2 separate regions of the Homo sapiens genome follow, and region 1 is linked to region 2. A link is an interaction called in ENCODE POLR2A ChIA-PET data of the cell type or tissue named here. Cell type or tissue: PC-9. All regions are shown on one strand. Each heading gives the region's core, and the rest is flanking DNA. Links, peaks and the distances in the headings are about the cores only. Region 1 has its middle 20 kb from the start of PNMA5. Region 2 holds the start of LOC105373372 (a long non-coding RNA gene).

Region 1 (9,096 bases), core at 440-8,439, 72 kb before region 2:
AGAACATACACGTGCAGGTGTCTTTATCATAGAACAATTTATATTTCTTTGGATATATACCCAGTAATGAGGTTGCTGGGTCAAAGGATAGTTTGTTTTTTTTTTAAATTGAATATTATAAGAATTGCATTTTTTAATTATACTTTAAGTTCTAGGGTACCTGTGCACAATGGGCAGGTTTGTTACATATGTATACGTGTGCCATGTTGGTGTGCTGCACCCATTAACTAGTCATTTATATTAGGTATATCTCCTAATGCTATCCCTCCCCCTTCCCCCCACCCCACGACAGGCCCTGGTGTGTGATGTTCCCCTTCCTGTGTCCAAGTGTTCTCATTGTTCAATTCCCACCTATGAGTGAGAACATGCGGGTTTCTGTCCTTACAATAGTTTGCTGAGAATGATGGCTTCCAGCTTCATCCATGTCCCTACAAAGGACATGAACTCATCCTTTTTTATGGCTGCATAGTATTCCATGGTGTATATGTGCCACATTTTCTTAATCCAGGCTATCATTGTTGGACATTTGGGTTGGTTCCAAGTCTTTGCTATTGTGAATAGTGCCGCAATAAACATACGTGTGCATGTGTCTTTATAGCAGCATGATTTATAATCCTTTGGGTATATACCCAGTAATGGGATGGCTGGGTCAAATGGTATTTCTAGTTCTAGATCCTTGAGGAATCACCACACTGACTTCCACAATGGTTGAATTAGTTTACAGTCCCACCAACAATGTAAAATTGTTCCTATTTCTCCACATCCTCTCCAGCACCTGTTGTTTCCTGACTTTTTAATGATTGCCATTCTAACTGGTGTGAGATGGTATCTCATTGTGGTTTTGATTTGCATTTCTCTGATGGCCAGTGATGATGAGCATTTTTTCATGTGTCTTTTGGCTGCATAAATGTCTTCTTTTGAGAAGTGTCTGTTCATATCCTTTGCCCACTTTTTGATGGGGTTGTTTTTTCTTGTAAATTTGTTTGAGTTCTTTGTAGATTCTGGATATTAGCCCTTTGTCAGATGAGTAGATTACAAAAATTTTCTCCCGTTCTGTAGATTGCCTGTTCACTCTGATGGTAGTTTCTTTTGCTGTGCAGAAGCTCTTTAGTTTAATTAGATCCCATTTGTCAATTTTGGCTTTTGTTGCCATTGCTTTTGGTGTTTTAGACATGAAGTCTTTGCCCATGCCTATGTCTTGAATGGTATTGCCTAGGTTTTCTTCTAGGGTTTTTGGTTTTAGGTCTAACATTTAAGTCTTTAATCCATCTTGAATTAATTTTTGTATAAGGTGTAAGGAAGGGATCCAGTTTCAGCTTTCTATATATGGCTAGCCAGTTTTCCCAGCACCATTTATTAAATAGGGAATCCTTTCCCCATTGCTTGTTTTTGTCAGGTTTGTCAAAGATCAGATGGTTGTCGGTGTGTAGTATTATTTCTGAGGGCTCTGTTCTGTTCCATTGGTCTATATCTCTGTTTTGGTACCAGTACCATGCTGTTTTGATTACTGTAGCTTTGTAGTATAGTTTGAAGTCAGGTAGCGTGATGCCTCCAGCTTTGTTCTTTTGGCTTAGGATTGTCTTGACAATGCAGGCTCTTTTTTGGTTCCATATGAACTTTAAAGTAGTTGTTTTCAGTTCTGTGAAGAAAGTCATTGGTAACTTGATGAGGATGGCATTGAATCTATAAATTACCTTGGGCAGTATGGCCATTTTCACAATATTGATTCTTCCTACCCATGAGCATGGAATGTTCTTCCATTTGTTTGTGTCCTCTTTTATTTCGTTGAGCAGTGGTTTGTAGTTCTCCTTGAAGAGGTCCTTCACATCTCTTGTAAGTTGGATTCCTAGGTATTTTATTCTCTTTGAAGCAATTGTGAATGGGAGTTCACTCATGATTTGGCTCTCTGTTTGTCTGTTATTGGTGTATAAGGATGCTTGTGATTTTTGCACATTAATTTCGTATCCTGAGACTTTGCTGAAGTTGCTTATCAGCTTAAGGAGATCTTGGGCTGAGATGATGGGGTTTTCTAAATATACAATCATATCATCTGCAAACAGGGACAGTTTGACTTCCTCTTTTCCTAACTGAATACCCTTCATTTCTTTTTCCTGCCTGATTGCCCTGGCCAGAACTTCCAACACTATGTTGAACAGGAGTGGTGAGAGAGGGCATCCCTCTCTTGTGCCAGTTTTCAAAGGGAATGCTTCCAGTTTTTACCCATTCAGTATGATATTGGCTGTGGGTTTGTCATAAGTAGCTCTTATTATTTTGAGATACGTCCCATCAATACCTAATTTATTGAGAGATTTTAGCATGAAGGGCTGTTGAATTTTGTCAAAGGCCTTTTCTGCATCTATTGAGATAATCATGTGGTTTTTGTCTTTGGTTCTGTTTATATGCTGGATTACATTTATTGATTTGTGTATGTTGAACCAGCCTTGCATCCCTGGGATGAAGCCCACTTGATCGTGGTGGATAAGCTTTTTGATTTGCTGCTGGATTCTGTTTGCCAGTATTTTATTGAGAATTTTTACATCGATGTTCATCAGGGATATTGGTCTAAAATTCTCTTTTTTTGTTGTGTCTCTGCCAGGCTTTGGTATCAGGATGATGCTGGCCTCATAAAATGAGTTAGGGAGGATTCCCTCTTTTTCTATTGATTGGAATATTTTCTGAAGGAATGGTACCAGTTCCTGCTTGTACCTCTGGTAGAATTCGGCTGTGAATCCGTCTGGTCCTGGACTTTTTCTGGTTGGTAGGCTATTAATTATTGCCTCAATTTCAGAGTCTGTTATTGGTCTATTCAGGGATTCAACTTCCTCCTGGTTTAGTCTTGGGTGGGTGTATGTGTCCAGGAATTTATCCATTTCTTCTAGATTTTCTAGTTTATTTGCGTAGAGGTGTTTATAGTATTCTCTGATGGTAGTTTGTATTTCTGTGGGATGGGTAGTGATATCTCCTTTATCATTTTTTATTGCGTCTATTTGATTCTTCTTTCTTTTCTTCTTTATTAGTCTTGCTAGCAGTCTATCAATTTCGTTGATCTTTTCAAAAAACCAGCTCCTGGATTCATTGATTTTTTGAAGGGTTTTTTGTGTCTCTATTTCCTTCAGTTCTGCTCTGATCTTAGTTATTTCTTGCCTTCTGCTAGCTTTTGAATGTGTTTGCTCTTGCTTCTCCAGTTCTTTTAATTGTGAATGTTAGGGTGTCAATTTTAGATCTTTCCTGCTTTCTCTTGTGGGCATTTAGTGCTATAAATTTCCCTCTACACACTGCTTTAAATGTATCCCAGAGATTCTGGTAATGCCTGTGTCTAGAATGTTATTTCCCAGATTTTATTCTACAATTTTTATAGCTTAAGTCTTACATTTAAGTTTTAATTCCTCTTGAGTTGGTTTTTGTATATGGTGAAAGAAATGGATCCTGTTTCAGTCTTCTGCATATGGCTAGCCAATTATTCCTGCATGATTTACTGAATAGGGGTTCCTTTCCTCATTGCTGTTTTTCTCAACTTTGTTGAAGATGAGATGGTTGTAAGTGTGCCACTTTATTTCTGGGATCCCTATCCTGTTCCATTCGTCTAAGTGCCTGTTTTGTATCAGTACCATATGGTTTTGTAAATGTAGTAGAGTTTGAAGTCGGGTAGTGTGATACCTCTGGCTTTGTTCGTTTTGCTTTTTTTCTAATTCTGAGAAAAATGACATTAGTAGTTTGATAGTAATAGCATTGAATCTGCAAATTGCTTTGGGCAGTATGGTCATTTTAATGATATTGATTCTTCCCATTCATGAGGATGGAATGTCTTTCCATTTGTTTGTGTCATCTCTGATATCTTTGAGCAATGTTTTGTAATTTTCCTTGTAGAGATCTTTCACCTCCCTGGTTAGCTGTATCCCTATAGGCATTTTCTTCATTTTGTGGCAATTGTGAATGGGATTGCATTCTTCACTGGGCTTTCAGCTTGGATGTTATTGATGTCTAGAAATACTACTGATTATTGTATCCTGAAACTTTGCTGAAGTAGTTTGTCAGATCTAGGAGCCTTTGGGCAGAGACTACGGAGTTTCCTTGGTTTAAAATTATATCATTTGCGAAGAGAGATAGTTTGACTTCCTCTCTTCCTATTTGGATGCTTTTATTTACTTCTCTTGCCTGATTGCTCTGGCGAGGACTTCCAGTGCTATGTTGAATAGCAGTGGTGGGAGAGGGCATTCTTGTCTCATTGCAATTCTCAAGGGGAATGCTTTCAGCTTATGCCGAGACTACATGTTGAAAAATGTCCTTGAGAGCTTGACTTTGTAACACGTGGCAGTACCTTCTCTCGGTCTCTGCCATCCAGGGAACAGGAATTTTGGGGTTCATATCAGTTAGCCCTAAACATTATCTCGAGCAGTTAAAAACTTTTGCAAGCTCAAAATTGGCTGTCCTAGGCTCCTTCTGAGAAGAGGAGTGGAAACTGCCCAGTGCTATAGCTCGGCAGCTAAGGTTTTGCCGTATTATAATGGCTGCCCGGATTCAATTCCTGGCTTAGGGAATGAGTCCTTTCTGATTGATATCTGGGTAAGATTTACCATTTTTTAATTCTCTTCTCCTCCAAGAACTGTCTTGAATTTTCCTTTCTCTGAGCCAGAAATATTGGTCATTTGGCCTGGCTAAAGTTGGGTAATAAGAAATTTAAAAGAACTTTTTAAAAAGAGCATTATGGTTAAAAGTCAGCTTAATTAAAAGCGGATATTCAAGCTCTAATAGCCTGGACTTCTTGAGGAAAAACAGAGGAGGTGCCACAGACCCTGTTTTGGGAAAAAACCTCCTCTGTTTTCTTTGTAAAACCCAAGGAATTGAAAGCAGATAGATCCCTTTCCAAATCTAAGGTTCTGTTCTGTTTTGCATTGCATTATCTGACGTTTTTTACTTTTTGAGGTATCAGAAATTACTTCACATTATAAGAGAGCTTTGCTGTGTAATAACAAGGTAGGAAATATACTTTTATGGATGGCTAATGGCAGTCATGAGGCAATATGTGGCTCTTTGCATGTTTGGATTAGAAAAGCATGCTCCTGGCCACCTGGAAGGTATGGAGATATTCCCCCACTGAGAGATAAGGGTCCCATGGGAGATGGGCTAATTCCCTCTTTTTGGGATCCAGGATCTGGTATAAAAATGGGACCTTAATTTTGGGGAATCTGTTTTTGCCTTTCAGCTGTGCCTGCTTAATAGGCCCTACAAACTGCATCTTTTAAAAGAAACTTAAGAAACTGGCAAATGAAAAATCTTAACAACTACTGGTTATTCTTCTGTCTGTGTATTTATATGTGTTGTGTGTGTGATGTTTATGAAAGAGCTTTGATTAATTGGCTTAAAAATAGTGCTTAAATATTTTATCAGAAAAATAAAAAGCATAATGCCTTTTAGTTCACATTACTTTAGTAATTTTGGGGAAATAAAAACAGTTTTACAAGCAAGGTGTGTAAGGAAAGTGAAATGTGTTTTTGGTAAAAGATTAAAAGAAGGCATGAGAATGTGGATTTTTTTTAGAAGGTTAAAGGATTGTTTTAAGTTAGGTAGGAAAAAGCTGAAGATTTGAGCAAGTTGTGGAAGGTTTGTGAAAAATTAATCTTGTAAAAGAAATTCTGTGTGTGAACATATTGGCTAACATTAAAGGGTATTCAGTTTTTCTGTAAATTGAACATTGGAATAAAAGCACAACAGGCTTTTCATAAAGCACTCATCTGCTCTTTAACAAAAATTTTTCAAGGGTTTATAAGAATCTTACTTTATGATGAGACTTTAAAATTGGATAGATTTGTGTATAAGGTTTTATTAAGAATTGGGTTTAACATCAATAGTGCATTAATGGAAAGGGTGAAATGTGGCTTTCTCTCTTGAACAGGATTTTCATGTTTTATTAAAAAATAATGAAAGATTTTTGTTTGCCTTTTAAATAAACTACAGGAAAAGAGGGGAAAGAAAAGAGACATTGTTTGGAAAGCTAGGTCTTCCCTCTTCATGAGTAAGGGGTTTTGCCTTTTAAAAATTTTTTAAGTTATTATTTTGGCAAAATGAATGACTTATGGTCACCTGGGATTCTATTTTGTGATATCTAGTGTTTTAAACCTTTGATATTTGACAAGCTTCCCAAAATCAAATTATAAAATATGTCTTTTTCTGACCTAATTAATCTTTTAGATATTAGGTCACCTAAAGTCCAAAAGTGACTTTTGGCTTATTTGGTATAAAAGTCATACAGGAAGCATTGTCAAATATGAAATGGTGTTTGGCCTTCTTTGGGCTGTGTTTGTATAAATATGTTATTGGCATGTATTCCAAAATTATGGAAGCTCCTATAATTCTGATATAACTTAGTGTGTGTTATCAATAGTTATAATTGCTATGTAAAATTGTTGTATACCACAGAGGTAATCAAAATTTTTTTGTCCATTGTGGCTTTAATAGTGGCTGTCCTAAAATTTTGTCATCCACAGACAATTGTTATCTTGTTTTAATACTCTTCAGAAGGTGGTTTTATAATCACCTATAGAACCCTAACAAGTGTTATTAAATGCAGGTTTTCTGATAACTTTGGAGAGTGTGACATTCAGATAGAGGAAAAACTTTCAGGACTCATGGACAGCTGAAATGTTCATGAATATCAAACAGGACAGGAGCTAACTGCATGTATTGCGCTAATAGAAGTTTGAAGTAATCTTGGCTGTTTGCTTAAAATGTTGCTGATCCTTTGTTTTGTTTTCCAGAGTCAAGGAAACTTTTGAGCTATTTAAAGCTTTTAACAATTAAGTAAAGTATACACCTATGAACACAATTTGGAGCATATGGGGAAACTGGTTATTTTACCAAGGCTTTGACGAGAATAGGGTGCTTTCCTTTAAGGAAAAAAACTTGACTTATAGAGCCAATAAAAGCCCCTTGGGAAAACTGGCCTCATAGGTTGTCTATACAGTCCCTGTACAGGGTTCCTGACCCGTGGTAAGTAAAGCATGTCACTTTCTCACAGGCCCAGGTGCCCCCAGTTATCTTAGGACCTCAAGAGAAGAGGAATTTACCCAACTCGTAAGTATTTGAGAGTATAAACCCACAGCTGGGCTTGGCTTTAAAAAAAAAAAAAGTCTTCAGGGCTCACGCCTATAATCCCAGCACTTTTGGAGGCAGAGGCGGAGGCGGGTAGATCACGGGGTCAGGAGTTCAAGACCTGCCTGGCCAAGATGGTGAAACCCCATCTCTACTAAAAATACAAAAAATTAGCTGGGTGTGGTGGCAGGCACCTGTAATCCCAGCTACTTGGGAGGCTGAGGCGGAGAATTGCTTGAACCCGGGAGGGGAGGTTGCAGTGAGCCAAGATCATGCCACTGCACTCCAGCCTGGGTGACAGAGCGAGACTCTGTCAAAAAAAAATGGAAAAAAAGTCTTATCTGAGATTCTTTCGATGGAACAGAGTTCCATCAAAGCTAATTTAAAAATAATTATTCTTGCTGCACTTTATATGAATGATCAGGCCAAGTATAAGAAAGTAAATTGGTCTTACCATGATTTGTTTTTAATAAAAATGGGAGACTGGAGATAGAAAAACTCTTTCGAACACTGTGGTACACATGTTAATAGATTCTAGTCTCATCAGTTGTTCTGGGACTTTTTTCTTCAATTTAGACTAACCCTGCTTATTCCTGTGAACAAACCAGTGACCTCTGACTGCTATTCAGAAGAAAGAAGAGGGATGGGTGATGTAAAAATCTGGATCTGTATTCTAATTCTGGGCACATATTGGGATGGGCTAGCAACCCCATATCAACTTGGTTCCAACAATTGTCCAGTTCATGGAAAGCCTTTTCTAATTTAATTTACTAGAGATAATTTTACTTATTTTGCTTTCCTGTTGTTGAATATATTGCTGTTATAGTCTTTGTGTAGGAATGCAGGACAAGCTTACTGAATGTTTCCCTAAACTGAACACTTATTAATCTTCCAGATATCACCTTTTGTTGAAACTCAAGAGTTATGAATGGCCTTCAACATACCGACACTTTCTAACCGAACTCCTCTCTACCCTGAATGCAAGAGACCCAGTAGTTAGGTAGGAATATCATCTCCCCTGTTCAGCATAAAGAAGTTACAGAAGATGGATTTTCATCCCTTTGCAACCCTTAGGATTAAGGGTTCTCTTGTAAAAGGGAGCAGGGAAATGTCAGAGGCATTTGAACCAAAACAACTCCATCTTGAATAGGGGCTGGGTAAAATGAGGCTGAGACCTACTGGGCTGCATTCCCAGATGGTTAAACATTCTAAGTCACAGGATGAGACAGGAGGTCAGCACAAGATACAGGTCATAAAGACCTTGCTGATAAAACAGGTTGCAGTAAAGAAGCTGGCCCAAACCCACCAAAAACAAGATGGTGATGAGAGTGACTTCTGGTCATTCTCACTGCTACACTCCTGCCAGCGCCATGACAGTTTACAAATGCCATGGTGATGTCAGGAAGTTACCCTATATGGTCTAAAAAGGGGAGGCATGAATAATTCACTCCTTGTTTAGCATATCATCAAGAAATAACCATAAAAATGAGCAACCAGCAGCCCTTGGGGCTGCTCTGTCTGTGGAGTAGCAATTCTTTTATTCTTTTACTTTTCTAATAAACTTGCCTTCATTTAAAAAGAAAAGAAGAAATTAAACCATTGGTTAATTATGGTGAAATCAATAGGCTCAGAACAGTTCATAACCTTAGAGTATAGAGCAAATCCCACACCCCTCCACAAAGGAGTTAGAAAGAAGCAGGGAACTGAAGATGTAGGGTCCAGGATTGCTCCGTTTGCTTGATAGGTCACTCAAGAGGGCCTTTCATTATATTCTATGGTAAAATTGGGAACAGCTGTAAAGTTAGTTACAGGCATGATTAAAGGATCAGTATGGTCATGAAACCAAAACAGTTTGGGATGACATACACGACAATCAGTTAAATTTACTGAAGAGGCCAGAGATTAGGAAAATCTAACCATAGAGTTATGTCTCTATGTGAAACAGAAATCATGTTTACTGGTTCCTAGAGGGGCAATTAGAATGATATAGCAAGTAACATATGCTAT
Region 2 (9,096 bases), core at 523-8,522:
CTTTAATAATTCAAAAATACTTGCAGCCTCATCACCTTGCCCCTGGTGTAAGCAAACAGTCTCCAATATGGCCTCCTGCCTTGTCTCGTCGTATACTCCCCTGGCCTGGTCCTCCACAGGGCAATGGAGGGATCTTCTTTGGACTCGAGTCTGGCTGTGGCACTCTCCTGCAGGAAAACCATCGGTGGCTCCCAAGGCCCTCAGGATGTGGGTCACACTCCTCAGCCTAGGAGCAGGTGCCTGCCCAGCCCCTACTTGGTGCTTCCTGCCAAGCCAGGCTGGATTAACCCTCCTTTGTGATGGCTACCTGACTGGATGTTCCCTATACACTTTGTGAGCCTCCACTCGGAATGCCTTCCCAAGCACGTCTGGCACATCTGGCAAAATCTCCCTCAGCCTTCCAAACCCAGCTCCAACATCACTCTCCCTGTAAAGAAAGCCTTTCCTGACACTCCCCCGCAAAACGAAAACAAAACCCAGAACCACTCGCCTCCTCCTTCATCCACAAGCCTCACTTTTTATACCCCTTCTGCATGGAACACTGACTAGTTCTAGAAGCCACACAATGTGACAGCAAGTCCAAAGTTGTTCACTCTGTTTTTGGACTGGGACCCTCCAGGGCCTGGAGCCAAGGAATCAAAGATGGGCTAGATATTCTTAGAAGGTAAAACTTGTTATCTAACAGTTGAGCTAGGCCCTAAAAATAACCTAACTATTAATAATTATGGAACCTCTGTGGTACAAGAAGCCCCAGAACAAAGAAGGCAGATGACTGTGTTTCTTTCATCCCTGCAAAAGGAACCCCAGGCTCCACCTGCTCCCCACAGCAGATGCCCTGCTGGATTCCACTAGCTCCTCTCTCGGGGCAATATGAGTCTTAGCTCTCTCCTTCTACATTTCTGTCTTGTGTAAGAAACTGTTCGCTTTGCACCCCTGGAATCACTGGCCTGTTGACGTGTCCAGAGCTGCAAGGACATGCAGTGTTTGCGCTGGCAGGCAAGATGCCTTCAAGAGAGCCTGACTTGAAACTCTCACACCAATGCCACATGGTCAGCTCCAGTAACAGGCACGTTTGTCCTCTTGCTCATGCACAGTGGCACACACCAACACATGGCCAGTCACATCCTGTGTCACTCTCTCATGCCTGCTCACACATGCTCCCTTTCTCTCCCTCTGGCCTCTCTCTCTCTGCTTCACTCTGTCACTTTTGCACTTTTACCCTCCTGTTTTTTTGCTCTTTCACACTCTGTCCTTCTCTGACAATGGCATTTTACCCACACAAATAGCCCTCACTCTGCCCAGGACCCCCACCTGTAGAGCACCTGTACTCTGAGAGACAGCCTTCCTTCCTGCCCCATGCATTGGGAATTAGCCAGGGCTTCTCACACCTGGGGACAGACACATCCTCCTATCACAGTCCCCTCCCAGCTCCTTGAGCCACAAGAAGCCTGATGACACTGCTCTAGGACCAGGGAATCACCATGACCCACTCACAGAACAGGAGCCTGGGTGTGCAATGTGTCGGGTATTGGCACAGGGTGTGGGGAAGTGGTTCCCATGTGGGTCGCAGACCTCAACAAAAACATGGGCTCCAGAGGCAGAGCCCACTGCAGCTCAGCCCTTACCTGCTGCCACAACTCTCTCGTCTGACAAGTTGCTCAGATCCGCTGGGGCTGCTCTGCCGCTCTGGGGTGCTGGGATCTGCAGGTTGCTGAGCGGGTACAGCTGGGTCTCCTTGGCCACCTCTTGGAGCTCCAGGCCTCTCCTGCCAGGCCTCTCCGACCCTGGTGGCCACATCCTTCCCCTCATAATCAGCCAAGGCCCTGAAGAAGAATAAGCACCCTTATGAAAAAAGTGCTCTGAAACTAACCCTGCCTCAGCCCCAGGACGCAAGCTGGCTGTCACCTCCTGTGGACTTGGAGGGACTCATATCCCTGAAAGCGGGGCAGAAAGGAGCCAGGCACAGCCCCAATTCCAGGGAGCAGACAGTCTCCTCCTTGGCAGGAGCCCAGCATCGCTGCTCCCTTCTCACTGAACAGGCCTCCATGTGTAATAGATGAAGCCGAAGCCTCCGATGTTTTTATTGTTGTTGTTTGGAGGCAGGGTCTCACTCTGTCGCCCAGGCTGGAGTGCAGTGGCATCATCTCGGCTCACTGCAACCTCTGCCTCCTGGGCTCAAGCCATCCTCCTGTCTCAGCCTTCTGAGTAGCAGAGACTACAGGTCTACACTACCACGCCCAGCTAATTTTTGTATTTTTTTTTTTTTCTGTAGAGACAAGGTTTCACCATGTTGCCCAGGCTGGTCTCAAGCGATCCTCCTGCCTTGGCCTCCCAAAGTGCAGGGATTACAGGCATGTGCCATTGCACCTGGCCCTCCAATTTTTGGCTTTTGCCACCCCTGAATCCAGCAAGAAGGACAGGGCTTCCCCCAGATGTCTCAGGCATCGAGCTCTTCAGGGGTCCTCCCTGGCCTCACCCCATGATTGCACTGCACCCTCCAATCTGGGTACCGTGGGAAAGAGGCTGCTAGCTGATCCTCCACTTCCACACCCCTCCCATCACCAGCCCCACACCGAGGTGCAAGGTACTGCTTCCAGAGTCTACTAGGCCAGGGGCAAACACCAAGTTGGGCTACTAAGAGAGTGAGCCCAGCATTTCAGAATGAAAATCTACTTCGCCATCACCTCGATCCTAGCTCACTCTGAATATAACCTTCCCAACATCACCAGCCTACCTTCAATAGCTGGTGGGGGCTACCCCGAGACAAGAACACGCTACAAACTACCCTGGGACTCTTTGTATATAGGAGTTAACTTTGTCTAGGCAGGCTTCCTGCCTTCAAGCTGGAATAACAAGGCCAACAGAGGCCACACTTTTTGGAAAGTATGCCCTGAAAGCAACATGATTCTTCAGCCTCAGGTGGAGGTCAAGGGAACTAAAATTCTCCAGCAGGCACAACAAGCTAATTGCCACCTCCAGCTGCACCAGGCAGAACTGCAGGCAAGTGAGTGTGACGCCACACAGTAACTGTGGGGAACCATCCCACTGGGCCTGTGCTTCTCTGTGCTGCTTCCACCCTTAGGGTCTGCTGCAGCCCATGCAGATCCAAAAGTGGTCTGCACAGGTAACACCAGTCCCAGGGTTGCCAGCAGGGTGCCCTGACACACCCATTCAATCTCTGTCAGTGACATGCTTGCTTGAGCCAAAGACAAACATACAAGGCCTGAAGAGCTTGTCTCCCTACTGTGGTAGCCCTGAGTTAGCTTTACTATGGATTTAATCAGAGTCCCGTCCTGTCCCACGTCCTCTGTAGAAATACACTAGTAGAGGTTGCCCTCACCAAGTCTGTGGATAGAGCCAGGATTATCCACAAAGAGAAATTTGGGCTCTATTGTGACACAGGGACAAATGGATGAACAAGGCTTCTTCTTTCCTAGGCCTGTGGCAGGGCCACTGTGATTTTAGGACATATGACCTATGTGGGTCATAAAAAGGAAATCTTAGGCAAACACTCACAGGAAGCTCTGCTGGACAATGTAACATCCAGGGGAATTACTTCCCAGCTATCCTGTCCGAGCTCCTCATGAACTTCCTGGAAGTCAAGTGGTTAGAGATAGGCAAGGTAACATAGGGGATGGTGACCAACGGGATTTTGGATTTTGGATTAATTTCTCTGAAGCCTTTCCTTCTGAGTGTAATTGGACCAAAGATCCAGTAGCCTAATACAGCCACTGTCAACTCCTAACACAACCATAATCTACACACTTCCATTCTTTTAAAAAACGGAAATTGTAGTCCCGGCGTAGTGGTTCACGCCTGTAATTTCAGTACTTTGGCAGGCAGAAGTGGGTGGATCAGTTGAGGTCAGGAGTTTGAGACCAGCCTGCGCAACATGGCAAAAACTCCTCTCTACAAAAATAAGCCAGGTGCAGTGGTGTGTGCCTGTAGTCCCAGCTACTTGGGAGGTTAAGGCAGGAGAATCACTTGAGCCCAGGAGGTAGAGGTTGCAGTAAGCCGAGATCACCCCATTGCACTCCAGTCTGGGGCGACAGAAGTGAAACATTGTTTCAAAAACATATATATATGAGATATACATCATATATATGATATACATATACATATACATATATAGATATAGATAATATTTGTAGAGATGAGGTCTCACTACGTTGCCCACGCTGATCTCAATCCCCGGAACTCAAGTGGTCTTCCCGCCTCGGCCTCTCAAAGTATAGGATTACAGGTGGGTATGAGCCACTGCACCCAGCTGACACTTCCACCCTTGTACTGCCTCCACTGGCCAACAACGGTTGCCAGTGGTGAGGAAATGTGGTGCCTAAACTTCACCTGATCCTCATGCAGAAAAAATATAAACGAGAAGCCCATGCTTGCAACATAATGAGGAAAACAGCATGTTCTAGATGGAAAATTTGATGACAAAAGTTTAGTAGGAAGAAGATGAGATATCGTGTCATGTCAAATGAAATCAAACCAATAAAGCTGGTTAAGTTAGCTTTCCAGGTGTCCCTGAACACCTCTGAGAGGAGGAGATATTCCTCTGGTGCTGCTTCACTTAGCTCGCAGGTTTAAATGTCCTACAGGCTTTACATATACAAACCGATTTGGCCATTTCAACAACCCTATATGGTAGGAGGTATGATTACCACTATTCCGCACGTGAGGAACCTGAGGCACAGAGAAGATGAGTAACATGCCCAAGGTCACGGTGCTTGTAAGTGACAGAGCTTGGACTGGAACCCAAAGCACCAGAGTCCAGGCTCTCAACCACTATACTATACCGCCTCTCCCTGTAGTGTGATGGAGCGGCCCAAGATGGAATAGGGCGGAGTCCCCACAGTTTGGGACAGTTAAAACTGTGTTGTAACCTAGGGAAAGTAAGGCTCCACTGCCCTGCGGGATGTCAGGATGACGCCACCCCCATGGCGCTCCCTCATCAAACTCCTAGGGAACGAAGCCCCTCCTCACTGCCCCACAGACCAGCCCCGGTCAGCCCGAGGGCCCAGCGTGGTTGGAGGGTCCAGCTGCCTTCCCTGTCTGCACGTCCACACCCCCTCCCCCTGGGCAGCCCTGACGACCCGTGTCCAGTGTCCCAGAGGCCATGGCCCCAGGGCTCCCTGCGAAACAAGCTCAAGCCGCAGGGGCCCCGTTCGGCCCCTCGCGGGACCGCGCTTCCTCCCGCCGGCGACGGTCCACGCGCGGTCACCCCAAAGCCACTCTGGCCGCGGCTTCAGACCTTACGCGGGGGAAGGGGCAGCCAGCTCCTCGGGCCCATTCGTGATCCTCGGGCGACCTCTGGCGGCCGGCACGGGCATGGCCTCAAGAGAATCCCCGCCGAGGCCGAGCTCGTCCCGGGCGGCCATTTCACTTTGTGGACGGTCGCATTTTCCCGGCGGGCACTGCGACCGAGTTCGGGGCTTCAAGAAATGGCGGCCTACGCAGGCGTACTCACTACGGGCGCGTGCTCGCCGAGGTGCACAGGCGCGCACGCGTCGCGTACGCTGGTGGCGAGCGCGCATTCGCGCAGGCGCACACGTCCTGTGCCCGCTACCCAGATTTCGGGGAAGGTGAGGGGTGTGGTTCTGTGCCATCCCTTTTTCTTTTCCGTCCCTGCTGTCTTCCCAAATAGATCGTCAAGGCTCTACAGCAAGGTTTGTCAACCTTAGCACTATTACCATTTTGAACCCCATAATTCTATGGTGTGTGTTGGGGGATGTGGGGCAGCATCCCAGATCTCTGCATATAAGAAGCCAGTAGTGTCTCCCACTCCCAGTTTTGACAACCAAAAATGGCTCCAGACATTGTATCGTAGCAGGCTGGAAGCTTTGGGAGATGCCCCTGGGTCAGAACCACTACCTGAGAACGATGGTTCTCGACCTAGCCTGGAAGGAGAACAAACTGGGGAGCTTTGAAAAAGACACATGATGGAGACCCACCCCAGAAAAATAAAATCCAAATCTCTACCTGGGACTTCGGGAAGTTTTTGTTGTGTTGTAAACCAAAAATAAAATTCTAAGCTCCCCAGCTGAATGAATGGACACTTCTCTCAGCCAAGGGGACACAACGTGAAAAACTAGTTCAGGTCATGATGAGAAAGGGGAAGGTCAGACATGCCTCAATATATTCTCCTCCCTTTGGAATTCATGCCCAACTGACCAGTATTAACATTGAGAGAGATATTCAGACTGACAAAACAGACTCCTTGAAGCAATAATATGCCAAATTCCAACCTGACTCTAGTATAGCATCACATGACAGACAGCAGGTAATGAAAGAAATTGAAGTATTTTACACCAAAATATATTTTTTGACATATTTTGAAATGACCTGGCAAAGCTGTCTCTCCTGGGGGAAATTTACATTCTGTAGAGAATCTCCTTCCCTTTCCAGGACTTTTTCTGATCTGAGAGTCTAGCACCTTTTAAAGGTCTGAATAAGAAACATTGGCCATCTATTGCTTCTAAGGGCGGCCACTTATGAGACTTCACCTATATAAGAACTCTGGTCTCCACAACCCCTTATCTTAACCCAGGCACTCCTTTCTATTGATTCCAGGTCTTTAGAGAATAACAACTCTTTCAACCAATTGCCAATCAGAAAATCTCTGAATCCACCTATGACCTGGAACCCCACCCCCACCCCCACCCCCACCACACTCCCAGCTTTGAGGTGTCCGGCCTTTCTGGACCTAACTAATGTATACCTAGGCCTTTCTGGACCTAACTAATGTATACCTCACATGTATTGATTGATGTCTTATGTCTCCCTAGAACATAAAAAACCAAGCTGTAAGTGAACCACCCTGGGCACATGCTCTCAGGACCTCCTGAGGCTGTGTCACGGGTCATAGTCCTAACATTTGGCTCAGAATTTCTTCAAATATTTTACAGAGTATGGCCTTTTTCATCAACAGTGTATTTCAGTACTTCCTAGGTGATTCTCAAGTACAGCCAGAGTTGTGAAACACTGTAATCAAGAAAGTTTGTATTGGCCAGGCACAGTGGCTCACGCCTGTAATCCCAGCAATTTGGGAGGCCAAGATGGGTGGATGGCTTGATGTCAGGAGTTTGAGACCAGCCTGGCCAACACAGTGAAACCCTATCCCTAGTAAAAATATAAAAATTAGCTGGGCGTGGTGGCATGTGCCTGTAATCCCAGCTACTTAGGAGGCTGAGGCAGGAGAATCGTTTGAACCCAGGAGGCAGAGGTTGCAGTGAGTCGAGATTGCGCCACTGCACCCCAGCTGGGGCGACAAAGCAAAACTCTGTCTCAAAAAAAAAAAAAAAAAAAAAAAACACCTCTGATTTTGCAGACGTTTAAACATCAGAGGAAAGTAGCGTGAGCCTGGCTCTAGAGTTGGCTGGATCTGGGCTCTGTTCCTAAGTGTGTTCATTACAGGAGTGAGTCCCTCAATTTTCTCCTCTGTCAAGTTGCATAATAAGAAGCCTTATCCTTTTCCACGTTTGGGGAAAATTAAGGTGAGATCACACAGCATGTTAACCATGTTAACCAGCTGTAAGTTACTGATTCTGGGTCTTGAGACTAGGCTCCAAAGACAAGATTTCATAAACTAGTTTTTCGTAGTTTCTCCTGAGGATTTTCTTAGAGCCTCTTCCCTTGGAACTCAGTTCTGCCACTTGTAAGGCCTTGGCTAAGTCACTTAATCTTTCTATGCTTCAGTTTCCCACCTTACCCATCTCACAAGTTGCTGGGAAGGCTGTAAGGCACCTAGCACAGCACAGTATTGGTGTCAGCTGTTGTTTTCACTCTGATTGTTAATTGTCAGTGCAATTCGAATGAGAAAAGAAACACAATAAGGCCTCATACCTTAGATATCCATTGCCCACCCCAGCCCCCAGCATCTTGGTTTAAGTAAAAAAGCAACAGCAATGTGGTATGAAAATGCAAACATGCATTCACCTTTTAAACACCTAAATCACATGAGACTCCCCTTTGGCTTAAAACTTGAAATAAGATCCAATCTCTTAACCATGGCTTACCAAGGCCCTGCTCCATCTGTGGCCCTCCTCACTGGCCAAGCTCCAGCCACTCTGTCCTTTGGAACATGCTAAGCATGTTCCCACCTCAGGGTTAGTTGGTTTGTGGTTCCTTATCTATAGCTCTCTCCACCGTGTTCTTTCTAGAGTTGGCTCCTTCTCCTCTTTAGAGGAGATCGCCTGAGTTGCCTTTTCCACCCACCTAAGTAGTACCCTCCTCACTGCCATCACTCTATCTCAGCTGCGGCTGTTTTCTTCGGAGCACTATCCTTCCCAGGAGGCACAGAGACCTAGGCTCCAGGCTTTTGGGTTTTGTTGTAATTAGGCATAAACCTTTGAGAGACTGTGAGGAGAACCGTATGAGACACTGTGAGTAGAGGGCTGTGCACACAGTGGACTCCAATATCACAGTACAAGAGGCCAATCAAGCCCTACCTAGTTCACTGAGCCTCCTCTTCCAGCACTCCCCAACAAGGACACTCATCGCTGACCACATCCAGCTACATACAGTCCCCATGAAGCCCCCTTCCCCTGCTCTAGCGCTCATGTATTGCTCTAATCTGGACCAGCCTTTGCCCACCCCCTGCCTGAGAGTTCCTGGAGGGCAGAGGTGTTTCTGATTTGTCTGCATGCTCCAGCCTCCAGCAAAAGGCAGTTGCTGTCAGAGTGGTTGCTGACTGAAAGACCCTTTCTGACTATGATGTATTTCCTGGCCAAGGCAACAGTTTAGTGGAAAGCTCCCTGGCCCCAGAAGCCAGAGGGTTCTGGTTGGGGCTTCTGCCCTTGCTATGTGCCTCAGGCCAGCTCACAAACCTTGCTGGCCTCACCTTCCCAGCCAAAGGCCAATGGACACACAGCCCAAGCTGCCTCTCTCCACCCCAGAAGTTCAGCACTGTCTGCTCATGCCTTACCCCTTTGGGTCTGCCTTTGCATCCTCCTGGGCTGCTGTGCTGTTGCTCTTCCTATCAGCAGGGACAGCAGAGACTGAAGTGGCACTGGAGCTGAGGAAGGAAACACAGGCCTGCTGAGATCTCAGACCAAAGAAGGCTGGGGCCCAGGTCTTCCCCCTCCAGGCTGCCTT

Evidence for each region. ChIA-PET counts read pairs that join two places held together with the same protein. Peaks named below come from ENCODE experiments on the same cell type or tissue, not always from the same donor. Only the 100,000 strongest peaks of a DNase experiment are listed, where the experiment ranks them.
Region 1: POLR2A ChIA-PET joins it to region 2 with 5 read pairs; 3 of 35 experiments call an interaction of 5 or more read pairs at or near these places.

Annotation. Positions count from the first base shown.
Region 1 is chrX:153,009,774-153,018,869 of GRCh38, reverse strand. No RefSeq gene overlaps it. Among named protein-coding and RNA genes, the nearest start is that of PNMA5, 20 kb to the right of the region's middle. In PC-9, for the core only: no CTCF peak of the experiment used is centred there; no DNase peak of the experiment used is centred there; H3K27me3 peaks cover 6,217 bases.
Region 2 is chrX:152,937,994-152,947,089 of GRCh38, reverse strand. ZNF185 (zinc finger protein 185 with LIM domain) reads right to left here. Exons shown (of 25, transcript NM_001395254.1): 17 at 8,927-9,016; 18 at 1,626-1,823. It overlaps LOC105373372 (a long non-coding RNA gene), which reads left to right and starts at 5,517. Exons shown (of 3, transcript XR_007068369.1): 1 at 5,517-5,669. RefSeq lists enhancers at 5,435-5,524, 5,575-5,624. In PC-9, for the core only: CTCF peaks have their summits at 5,110 and 5,310 (motif pointing left); a DNase peak (open chromatin) is centred at 5,429; H3K4me3 peaks cover 1,819 bases.